2 separate regions of the Homo sapiens genome follow, and region 2 is linked to region 1. A link is a loop called in an ENCODE intact Hi-C map of the cell type or tissue named here. Cell type or tissue: ascending aorta. All regions are shown on one strand. Links, peaks and the distances in the headings refer to the core of each region. The heading gives the core; the rest is flanking DNA.

The links. Peaks named below come from ENCODE experiments on the same cell type or tissue, not always from the same donor. Only the 100,000 strongest peaks of a DNase experiment are listed, where the experiment ranks them.
Region 2: a loop joins it to region 1, with 2.0 times the contacts of the local background. A loop is called at or near these places in 10 of 110 quality-filtered maps.

What each region holds. Positions count from the first base shown.
Region 1 is chr10:94,210,925-94,216,306 of GRCh38, reverse strand. All of the region lies in intron 4 of PLCE1 (phospholipase C epsilon 1), which reads right to left. Among named protein-coding and RNA genes, the nearest start is that of PLCE1-AS1, 73 kb to the left of the region's middle. In ascending aorta, for the core only: no CTCF peak of the experiment used is centred there; a DNase peak (open chromatin) is centred at 2,896; H3K27ac peaks cover 4,480 bases.
Region 2 is chr10:94,095,494-94,100,875 of GRCh38, reverse strand. The region is part of intron 2 of PLCE1 (phospholipase C epsilon 1); the gene reads right to left. It overlaps PLCE1-AS2 (PLCE1 antisense RNA 2), which reads left to right. Exons shown (of 8, transcript NR_120616.1): 4 at 4,000-4,117; 5 at 4,427-4,496. Among named protein-coding and RNA genes, the nearest start is that of PLCE1-AS2, 11 kb to the left of the region's middle. In ascending aorta, for the core only: no CTCF peak of the experiment used is centred there; a DNase peak (open chromatin) is centred at 3,035; H3K27ac peaks cover 4,632 bases.

The DNA.
Region 1 (5,382 bases), core at 79-5,078:
TTCCTATAAGGAGTGCTCCTTTACCTCTCCTCACCGAGGAGATCTCAACTGGGCAGTGCTGACTCTATCATTGGCTGGGTTTGCCCTTTTCCGACATCAGTGAAATAACAGTGACACCAAATGCTTTTACAGAGTCTACTTAACAGGTATTAATTCATTTAATCCTACAACAAGCCTATGAGGTATATGTCCTTATCATTTGCATTTTAGAAATGAAATTGAAGCAATCACTTGCCTAAGATCATAAAGCTAATTAAAGTGGTGAAGGTGGGATTCCAACCCAGGCAGGCCGGCCCCAGAGCCCATGTACTCTGCTGGCATGTATTGGTTTTTGAATGCTGTGTTTCTTGTGGCTCTGTCTTGGCCTATTTTATTTTATTTTATTTGAGTTCGGGTCTCATTGTCACCCAGGCTGGAGTGCAGTGGCATGATCATAGCTCACTGAAGCCTTGAACTCCTGGGTTCAGCTGATTCTCTCACAACAGCCTCTCCAGTAGTTGGGACTACAGGTGTGTGCTACCATGCCTTGCTCTGTCTCGGCCCTTCTCGAATCTCTTCTTATGCTACATCCTCTCCATATATGTTTTCCTTCACTAACTTTCCTTTACCCATCCTCTCTCTGCTGCTGGCTCCAAATGTCTAGCTCTTATCTTGTATATCCAAGAATGAACTGGACATTCTTACCTGGAGGACCCAAAGCCCATCCTGTTTCCAGTCCTTAACTCCTTCACTTTCCATTCCCACATCCAATTAGCTTCCAAGTAGCCCAGATGTCATGTTCTCCAGGAGGCCGTCCCTGAGCCCTCAGATAATTAATGGGTCCTCTGTGCTAATATAACCTTCCTGCTGCACTTTTTATACTGCACGGTGACCACTATCCCCCTGGACTTTGCCACTGCAGATGGAGCTCCTTGGATGCAGGCATTGTTTTACTCATCTGTTTCCCAGCACAAGTGACATAAGTGAGAGGTGTTTGACAACATCTTGTTTTGAGTTATGCATAATACATTGCAGCCAACTCCATGTTGGTGCTGCCCTTCCCAGAAGACTGTCCAAGCACCTTACTTGCCCAGGGTATCTGGGGACTCCAGTACAGGAAGTAAGGCAGGATCATTTACCCTAGAGCTCACAGCCCCAGAGCTGCCTGCTTGATCTTCACCCAAGAGGCTCAGAAGGCTAGTGTTGCTGGGGAAGGCAACCAGGGGAGCCATGACATAGAAGACCTATGGGCAGTTTGGTCCATGACTGGAAGACTCCATTTTCCCTGAGATGATTGGGCAGCAGAGGGTGAGAGTGTGGTGGGTTTCTCATCTGCACTGGAATGGGCTGGACCCATTCTGAGGTTCTCTGAGTGAAGGACAAGAACATAGCTTACGCAAGTACCCTGGATGGGGAAGCCTCTGGCCACAGGCCACACTACTTAGGAAAAGGGGACAGGTGAAGGTTGTCATCCAGGGCCACTGAGCAGGGTCACGATGTTTGGAGACCATGCTGTGATTCACTCTTGGTCCTCGGGCAGGTGTGCACCTGTCACTGGTAAGCAAAAGTAAGCCCGCAAGTCACTTTTTCACTTGCGGTGAAATGCAAATTTTCACCAATTAGAATGTGAATGGTGAGCAAGTAGAAGGAGACCGACAACCAGCCAACAATAATGATGGAGCAGGAAGGACAGAGCGGAAGGGAATAAAATGGTGTGCCTGTGTTGGCGTACATTCCACTGAAAACAAATCTGTGTGAACAAACAAAGGATATTGGCATCCCACCAAGATCAATTCATCCTGGCCCCACTGGACACTGGTAGATAGAACAGACCATTAAGAAGAAGATAATTAAATCAGCAGTCTGTCCAGTACATATATGTTGGGTGAGCATCTGTGAATGAAACTCGTAAGGGAATAAATCTGATGAAAACTGGAATTCTAATCTCCTCAGCTTCTCTGTTCCAGTGGGGAAGAGAGTGTATGTAATCACTCTCCTCAGGGTGAAGATCAAGTAGGCAGCTCTGGGGCTGTGAGCTCTAGGGTAAATGATCGTGCCTTACTGCCCGTACTGCAGTCCCCAGATGCCCTGGGCAAGTAAGGCACTTGGACAGTCTTCTGGGAAGGGCAGCACCAACATGGAGTTGGCTGCAATGTTTTATGCATAACTCAAAACAAGATGTTGTCAAGCACCTCTCACTCATGTCACTTGTGCTGGGAAACAGAAAAACACAGGATGTGGAGCCAAAGGAATGTAGGTTCATTTCTTGGCTCTGCCTTTCACTATTTCTGTGACCTTGAGCAAGTTTCCTACCTACCCTGAGACTCTTATTTCCTCGCTCATAAGATGGGGATAATAAAATGCCCGGTATCATAAGGAGTGTGGTGACTAATAAAAGCGATGATAAATATAAAGTCTCTTTATATTCATAAACTAATAAAAGGGACGATAAATATGAAGGGCTCCGGTGCTTGGAGAGGAGTAGTATGTGCTCAATAAATGTCAACTAATACTGATAATTAAAAAATAATAAGCAGCTCCTTCTTCAAGATGTAGCACTTGTGGAAACAATGTTGGCCTTTTTATTACAGGGCCAGCTTCCCTTCACTGTTTAGCAGAGAGGGACTTTCCAAGGATTAGATTCTCCAAAAGAATGATCCTTCATTTCTTTCAAAGAAGCCAGAAAGGAGAGGCAGAGGAAAAGGGGCAAGAAAAATGTTCAGAAAGAACATATCAATGGAACATCCAAGGAAAGTTGGCAGTGAAGGGTGGGAAGCAGAAGAGGAAGAGGTCTGGGTCAGGGCTCTCTGAGGAGGTAGGGACACAGGGACATGGCTTGGTAGGTGGGGAAGTCCTGGAAAAATAGCTGTGAGTCATAGACAGGTTCAAAAAGGGCAGCCACCCTGAGAACCCAGGGCCTTTGTCCAGGAAACATCAGGTACACTGGACTGTGGTTACAACATTTGATGGGCTGGGATTAAACCACATCACATGACATTGGCTGTTTCATCATCTTTCTTGCTTTTTGAAAAGTTCATCATCTTTTCCAGGCAAAGAACAGATCCTAATTCTGAGTAAAAACTAACAGAGCTGTACATGAAAGGCAAAAATTCTAGGGTGTTCAGCACAGGATAAAAATGCTGGATGTGTCCCACCAACTACCTAAGATATAAACAGTGAATGTCCTGAAATGAGATCCTGTAACTGGGGAGTGGTAACCGCACTGGTGGAGCAAAGCAAAGGAACTTGAGACTGACAGCTGAGAGTATGGAATTCAATTCGGGGAGTCAAACAAGGGCCCAGCAGCCTGGCTGCAGCACTTCCAAGCTGCACTTAGTACTTAATTTGTCTTGTTTGTTGACTGGCCTGCTTATTCATATGCGGCAACCCTCTGCAGCATTTGATTTTGAAATCTTGATGAGCAGATTGATCTGCCAATTTTGAATTATTCCCACATGTTCTGCACAAAGTAGATGCTCAATAAATATTCTGGAAAGTGTTGTTATCCCTTTCTGCTCCAAAGACCCCAGACAGAAACAGATCAGCAATGTTTTGTGGTAATGTTTCCCAAACTGTGTTTCAGGGCACATGTTCTACCCAGATATTAAGTATTAAATATTTTGTGAAGAAAGTGTCTGGAGCCATATGACTTCAGGAAATTCTAGGATAAGCATTTTGGGAGGCTGAGGTGGGTGGATCACTTGAGTTCAGGAGTTTGAGACCAGACTGACCAACAGGGTGAAACCCCATCTCTATTAAAAATACAAAAATTGGCTGGGCGTGGTGGCTCATGCCTGTAATCCCAGCACTTTGGGAGGCCAAGGAGGGTGGATCACAAGGTCAGGAGATCAAGACCATCCTGGCTAACACGGTGAAACCCTGTCTCTACTAAAAATACAAAAAATCAGCTGGGCGTAGTGGTGGATGCCTGTAGTCCCAGCTACTCTGGAGGCTGAGGCAGGAGAATGGCGTGAACCCGGGAGGCGGAGCTTGCAGTGAGCTGAGATGGCACCACTGCACTCCGGCCTGGGCAACAGAGCCAGACTCTGTCTCAAAAAAAGAAAAACACAAAAATTAGCCAGGTGTGGTGGCATGCACATGTAATTCCAGCTACTTGGGAGGCTGAGGCAGGAGAATCGTTTGAACCTGGGAGGCAGAGGTTGCAGTGAGCCGAGATCACGCCACTGCACTTGCACTCCAGCCTGGGTGACAGAGGGAGACTCAGTCTCCTAAATAAATAAACAAAAGGTTTTTAGGGGCAGGATTTTTGGAGGCTTTAATATGCTAATATGCACGATAAACCTTTAAGAAGCAGCTAATATTCAGTATTTCTCAAGTTCTTTTGACCATGTAATTTTTTTTTCAAAGGAACATTAATTAACATTTAGAATAATGCTGCAATATTGACAGGGGTCTCTCTGAGCTCTTTTAGCTTGAAGAGGACATAGCAGGGGCTTGTCTCCACCAGTAGTTCAGTAGGTCCTCTACCTGCACCTGGCCAAACCAAAAATACACCCCTCCTTCTCTAGAAACCGCTTGGGGTGGGTGGGTTATAGGAGGTAGAAACAGAAACAGCAGCATAGGATTTTATAATTGGTGTCATAAATCCAGAATCAATATGTCATTGGAGGAACTCTAAAACCAAGACATGAAGGAAGATTTTTCTTTAGACTCCAAAGTGAGGAGATGAAGGCCAACTGTTATTTCATAGCCAAGGCTGTCATGAAGGAATAATCCAGAAAGCAGACCAACTTTTAGCTATGCGGTTCTACTACATAATGTAACAACGAATAAATCAATGGACTGTAGAATGTTTGAATTGGAAAAGACTTTAGACATTATTTAGTCCATTTCTCTTATTTGATAGATGAAGAAACAGAGAATCAGAGATGTTAGGTGACTTGCAAAGGTCACCCAGTTAGTGAGTGGTAATGCTGAGGCTAGAGCCCAGATGTCACCTCAGGACACCTACAGTCATAACTTGCTGCATTTGTCATCTCTGTGAAGACAGTCTGATACACTGCCACCTGCCCTCCCTCTGTAGGCCTTCATAGGCAGGCTTACTGGGTGAAGAAGTGGTGGATAAGGAGGACGAGGAGAGCTGGGAGCAGCAGCAATTGCTAGAGCACTAACCTCAGATGGCCTAAAAGATGGGGGCAGTGGGTCCTAGTTAGGCAAAAGCCAAGGAACAAAAGGGAGAAGAGTCCAGGCCATGAAAACAAGGGTGTCCAGCCTAGGGCCTCCCACGACACAGCTCTCAGCAGGCTGAACGGAGTCCAAGAGGTGGCAGTGGCGGCAGACTTGTCTGGAGAATTTCAGATATGCTGGCCTTGAACTTTTCCCCTCTAGCTTCAGCCAGAAGGTACCACCAGCTGTGCCCTGCAGACTGGGCTACAGAAGGGA
Region 2 (5,382 bases), core at 120-5,119, 120 kb after region 1:
CTCCCCTGTGGCCCCTGCAGAAACTTGTATGCCCTCCGGAGCTGGTATTGCTCACCAGTCTTCCAACAGGCCATTCCTGTTGCATCCATCTTCCATAGTGGTCTGCATACAGTATGAGGAAGAGCAGACACAATTAACTCACACCAAAGTGTTAGTGACTTGAAAATCTCTCTTATCTGCAGGAGGACCCGGGGAAGAACCAAGAGAAGACAAGAACTGAAGTTCTTCCATTCCCACCTCTGCATCACCTTCCCTGCTTTCTCTTTCCCCAGAAGAGACTCAGTCAACATCCCAAAGACCAATGATTTCATTGTTTTACACCAAATATCCCTCCTCTAAATTTTTCAAGAAATTGGGAATAAACTTCTTACGCAAGAAAATTTGGGGAGCAAAAGCAAGTAACCAGCCTAGATGAGCACATCCAACCTCTCTCCTCTTGATTCTCACATGTATTACCCAGGGTCCTGTTTCTGCAGAAAGGAGGGAACCCTTGAGAACATTTTCACTATGTCACTTTAGCAGCCTAACTCTGTGGTACCCCTGATTTAGGGAGGGTGAGGGGGTGGTGAAGACTGCAACCCCAATAGAAGCAGGGAAGGTGACATAGAGGTGAGAATGGAAGGACTTCAGTTCTTGGCTTCTCTTGGTTTCTGCCCTGGGTCTTTCTGGCACTATCTTTCCCTAAAGTATTTCATCTAATTCCTCAAACATCCCTGGATAGCCTATATCATAAAGTCCTTTATGATCTCTGTTTTACCTGGAAAGAAAGTGAGATGCAAAGAAGTTTAGTAACTTGCTGAGACCACAGAACCAGACAGAGGTTGTGCTGAGACCCACCCAGAGCACCAGGCTCTTCATCACAACCTCTTTTTGTAATTTCCCACACAGTCTTCTTAATGGCATCAGGGGTGCACATGTGTGTTCTCCCTGACCATTAAACCCTCACTGGCATTAACTGGACAAATAGGAAGTTTAAAGAGGGTATTTAACACCCCATTCATCTAGTCTCCCTGCCTGAGCTGCTCCCCCATCCTAGAATGTGCTTTTATCTCCTGTGATAACCAAAGACCCACTGGATCCTCCCTGCCCCCTCTCTCACCATAAGGGCCTCAATGCAAGTTAATGTCTCCATTTTCCACATTCCTATTATGTTTATAGATGGTTCTGTACAATTTCATGTTTTACAGACTTGTTCAACCATTGATATAATAACAACCATGAAAACAAATACTTTTGAGCATTTGTTATCTGTTGAGTAGGTTTTGTCTTAATTTCCATGATAATTCCATAAAGTTGATATGATAGCTCCCTCCTTATAAACAAGAATACTGAACCTTGACATATGTGTTCGAGAGAAATAATATATCTTGGCAGTTTAAAGTTTGAGCTTTGACTTTGTCTGGGTTTAAATCCTAATTCACTAAGTAGGTAAATGTATGCAAACTGCTTCTCTAAGCCTCAGTTTTGTGATCTGTAAAACAGGGTTGCTGAGAGGCCTAAAATGAGGTAATGTGTATGAAGTACTGAGCACAGGACTGGCATGGAGTAAAGTGCCCATTGACTGCAGGCACTTAATATCAGAAGGAAGCAGGGTTTAAAGTCTAACTCCAGGGCCCATGATGCCTGCTTTTCATATAATCCTGAAGTAGGCAGAGTTTTTCCTCGCTATTTTAAAGAAGAGGAATTAGGTTCAGAAATATAAAGTGACTTGTTCACCAACACCCAGCTGTTAAGAGTCAAGGTTGGGGTTTGAGCCAAGTGTAGCTTTACTTGACTTCCCAACACTGAGCTGCCTATGTTAATCTGTTAGTTTCATGCAATCTTCTTTCTTCCAAATTCGTGATAAGCTCCTTGGAGCCAAGCAAAGGCACTTCCACTTTGCCTGCATTTCCCAGATGGCCTGGCACAGCCTCACACGTGCTGTGCTCTCAATATACCTCTAGTAAAGAAAATCCTTGCTGCCCTTGCACAGCCTGGCACTCAGCTCCCTAGAACCACGAGGAGTATCAGCTATGGAGGACTGAGAATCCTAAAACAGAAGGAATACAAGATAGGTCATTGCAGAATTACCTAACAATTTTATGCCTGTTGTATTCGTAAGAAGTAAGCCTCAAACAGTAACTCAAGGTGTTCCAAAGAAAGCTGAATGTCGTACAGGTCCATAGCCACAGATTCTTCAGTAAGTAAAGAGTGTATATAAAGAGAGAATAAAAAGAGATAATCTATTAGAGATGAAAAGATTCACAAGACATATCAGTCAAATGTAATATTTGGACCTCATCTGATTCCTGTTCCAAAAACCAAATATTAAAAGCCATTTTAAAGACAATCAGGGAAGTCTGAATATAGGCTTGTCATTAAATCATAATTCGGAAATATTTATTTAGGTATGATAATATTGCAGTTCTCTTTTTTATGAAGTCTCTATTTATTAAAAATATACTAAGAAGTATTTATGCATGAAGTGATATAAAATCTAGGATTTAAATACTCCAGCAAGGTAGAGGGGAAATACTCCTGAGGGGAGATTGATAAAACAATATTGGCAATGTTTATAAATGTTGAAGCTAGGTGATGGGTAAAGAGGGGGTCATTATACTATTCTCTGTATTTCTGTGTTTGTTTAAAATTTTACACAGTAAGTTTTTGTTAAAAAAGGAAGGAATGGTGAATCCCCAGCAATCTTCCATTTTGTTCTGCAACTACTTGTCTTCCACGAGAGTTCAGTCTCCTTGACGACATGAAAAGTCATTCTCTTCCTAAGGGTCCTAAATGTACTTATCCAAGTGAGGGCTAAGCAGCTGTTGTGAGGACAGCTCACCTGGACCATTCTCCAGTCCCTTCCAAATCAGGCTACTTCAGACTGACCTTGTCACTTTCCCCAAATATCCACACTGTCTCCATAATCTCATCTCTGTCGCCTGTCCACTGCTGTAGGTCAGAAACCTCAGCACCACCTTTGTCTCTTTCCTCTCCTTCAACCCCTAGGCCAGGCAGCCAATGCTACTTTGGAGCATGACTCAGATGACACATTTCCTCTCCATTCTGACTGCCCCAGCTCTGGCTAAAGGCTCAGCACCACATACTTGGACGATGGCAGCAGGCTCCTGCTGGGTTCCCTTATTTTGACATTTTTCCTTTCTGTGCAAATAGCTGAACTTTCCAAAATACTAGACCACCAAGCTTAATGCTTTTACTTGGAATCACCCATTTTGAAACCCATTTGTTACATCCCTGTCTCAAATAGGCCTCTCAGGAGTTCTCATGGTTAAGCTCCGCCTTACTACCTTTCATAGCTCACTGGATACCTTCCTTAATCATTTCAGAATAAGTCTGGTCACAGCTAGACTGGAAGCTCAAAGGGAAGGAGGCTTGTCTGTCTACTCTACATCCTGGCACTTAGCATCATGCTTGGCACACTGTTGTGGGTGCACAGTAAATATTGGTTGGATAAAGGAATAGATTTATTAATGAATAAATTCTGTGAAAAAAATCATTTTTTCCCCCTTGATGTGTGCCTGTGTGGTGCTTTCTTCAGCACAGGTCCTAATCTTTTCAACACAGCATACCTCCAGTGCATGATGACCAAATCTTTAAGAGCCTCTGGAGGGAGACATAATCTCCCTACAAAGATAATTTTCAAGTAAAATCTAAATAAAAGATATTCTAGGGTTTCCCTTCTCCCATACACACAGTGTAAACAAACCTCTATTTATAGGTCAAGTAGCCTTAGCTTTAGCTCTGACTACACATGAACTTGGTCTACCCATCCATGTCTCTGGTCCTCAGTTTCATCATCAGTTAAAGGAGAGGGGTAGTTGGGTAATCAGTGTGATCCTTTCAGTTATAAACTTCTTGGTACTTTCTTTCATAGAAGCCACAATACCTTGTGCCCAAAATGTCATTATTACCTAAGTATAGAAAGTTTCCCTTTATTACAATTCCAATTGCTAGCCTCATGAGGAAGTCAGACTCGCTGATATGAATGTTTCTCTCTAGAACTCACCTTCTTATGGAGTCACCTTCATCCCTCTGCTCAGCAAACATGTCTCTCCTATAAGCAAATTCAATAAGGAATTTTTCCCCTTTATTGTTGACACAGTATCTCTTTACGATGGTAAGTTGTGCATCTTTTCAGCCTGTCTTCATAACCATCATGTGATTTCGTGCCCAGGGCAATCAGTTGAGACAATCAGGTAGGGTTTATGGTTGGTGATATGGTTTGGTTGTGTCCCCACTCAAATCTGGGGATTTAATTTCTATAATCCCCACATGTCTTGGGAGGGACCTGGTGGGAGGTAATTGAATCACGGGGGCAGTCACCTTCATGCTGTTCTCATGATAGTGAGTGATTTCTCACGAGATCTGATGGTTTTATAAAGGGCTTTTCCCCCTTTTTCTTGGTACTTCTCCTTGCTGCGACCAGGTGAAGGACATGTTTGCTTCCTCTTCTGCTATGATTAAGTTTCATGAGGCCTCCCCAGCCCTTCAGAACCGTGAGTCAATTAAATCTCTTTCCTTTATAAATTACCCAGTCTTCAGTATGTCTTTATTAGCAGGGTGAGAATGGACTAATACAGCTGGTTTATCATTTTGCAAAACAATCTGTTAGATAAGCAACAGATTTATTTGTTGCTTCGTCTTGAGTGTGTTAGCAAGTGGAAGGTAGAGGTACCTAGTCTCCATATTTTCTAAATCCTGGTTCTGGAATCTTTAACATCATTCCATACTGCCCTAGGAACAGGCAGTGGGACAGCTGTGAGGGTAAGGAGAACTGGGGTCCTTGCTTTTGAAGCCATCTCAGCAATCTGGGAATGGGCAATGAAGTCACGGCCCAAATAAGGATGTATGTAGATCACAAGAAGCCCCCAATAACAGCTGAAGATGACAGCCTCCCTCAACTCCAGATCTGCCTTGTAGCCTGAAGACCCCTGATGATATTGTCCTAATGGCCTGGGAGCTGGGCCACAAAAAGGCCCACTGGCCTGGATAGTTCCTCCAAACACAGAAGTAGAAGGAACATGGGCTTCAGGGTCTGACAAAGGGCTCAAATCCCACCTGTACCCCTTAATAGCTGTATAAAATCAGGCCTGGTCCTCATCTGTAAAGTGAGGAAGACACCACCCATTAAGGGTTTTCTGGGAGTATTAAGGGAAATAGCTTACTTGAAGTGGCTAGTATGGTGCTAGGCTTTAATTTTCTTTTCCCCTACCTTTTAGTGCCTCTCTCTCCTCTCCCATGCGGCCCTGTGGCTGGTGACACACAGCAAGTGCTGAATGTCAATCATTGTTATTAAGAAATTTCCAGCCTGGGAAACATAATGAAACCTCATTTCTACAAAAATTACAAAAATTAGCCAGGTGCAGTGGTGCATGCCTGTAG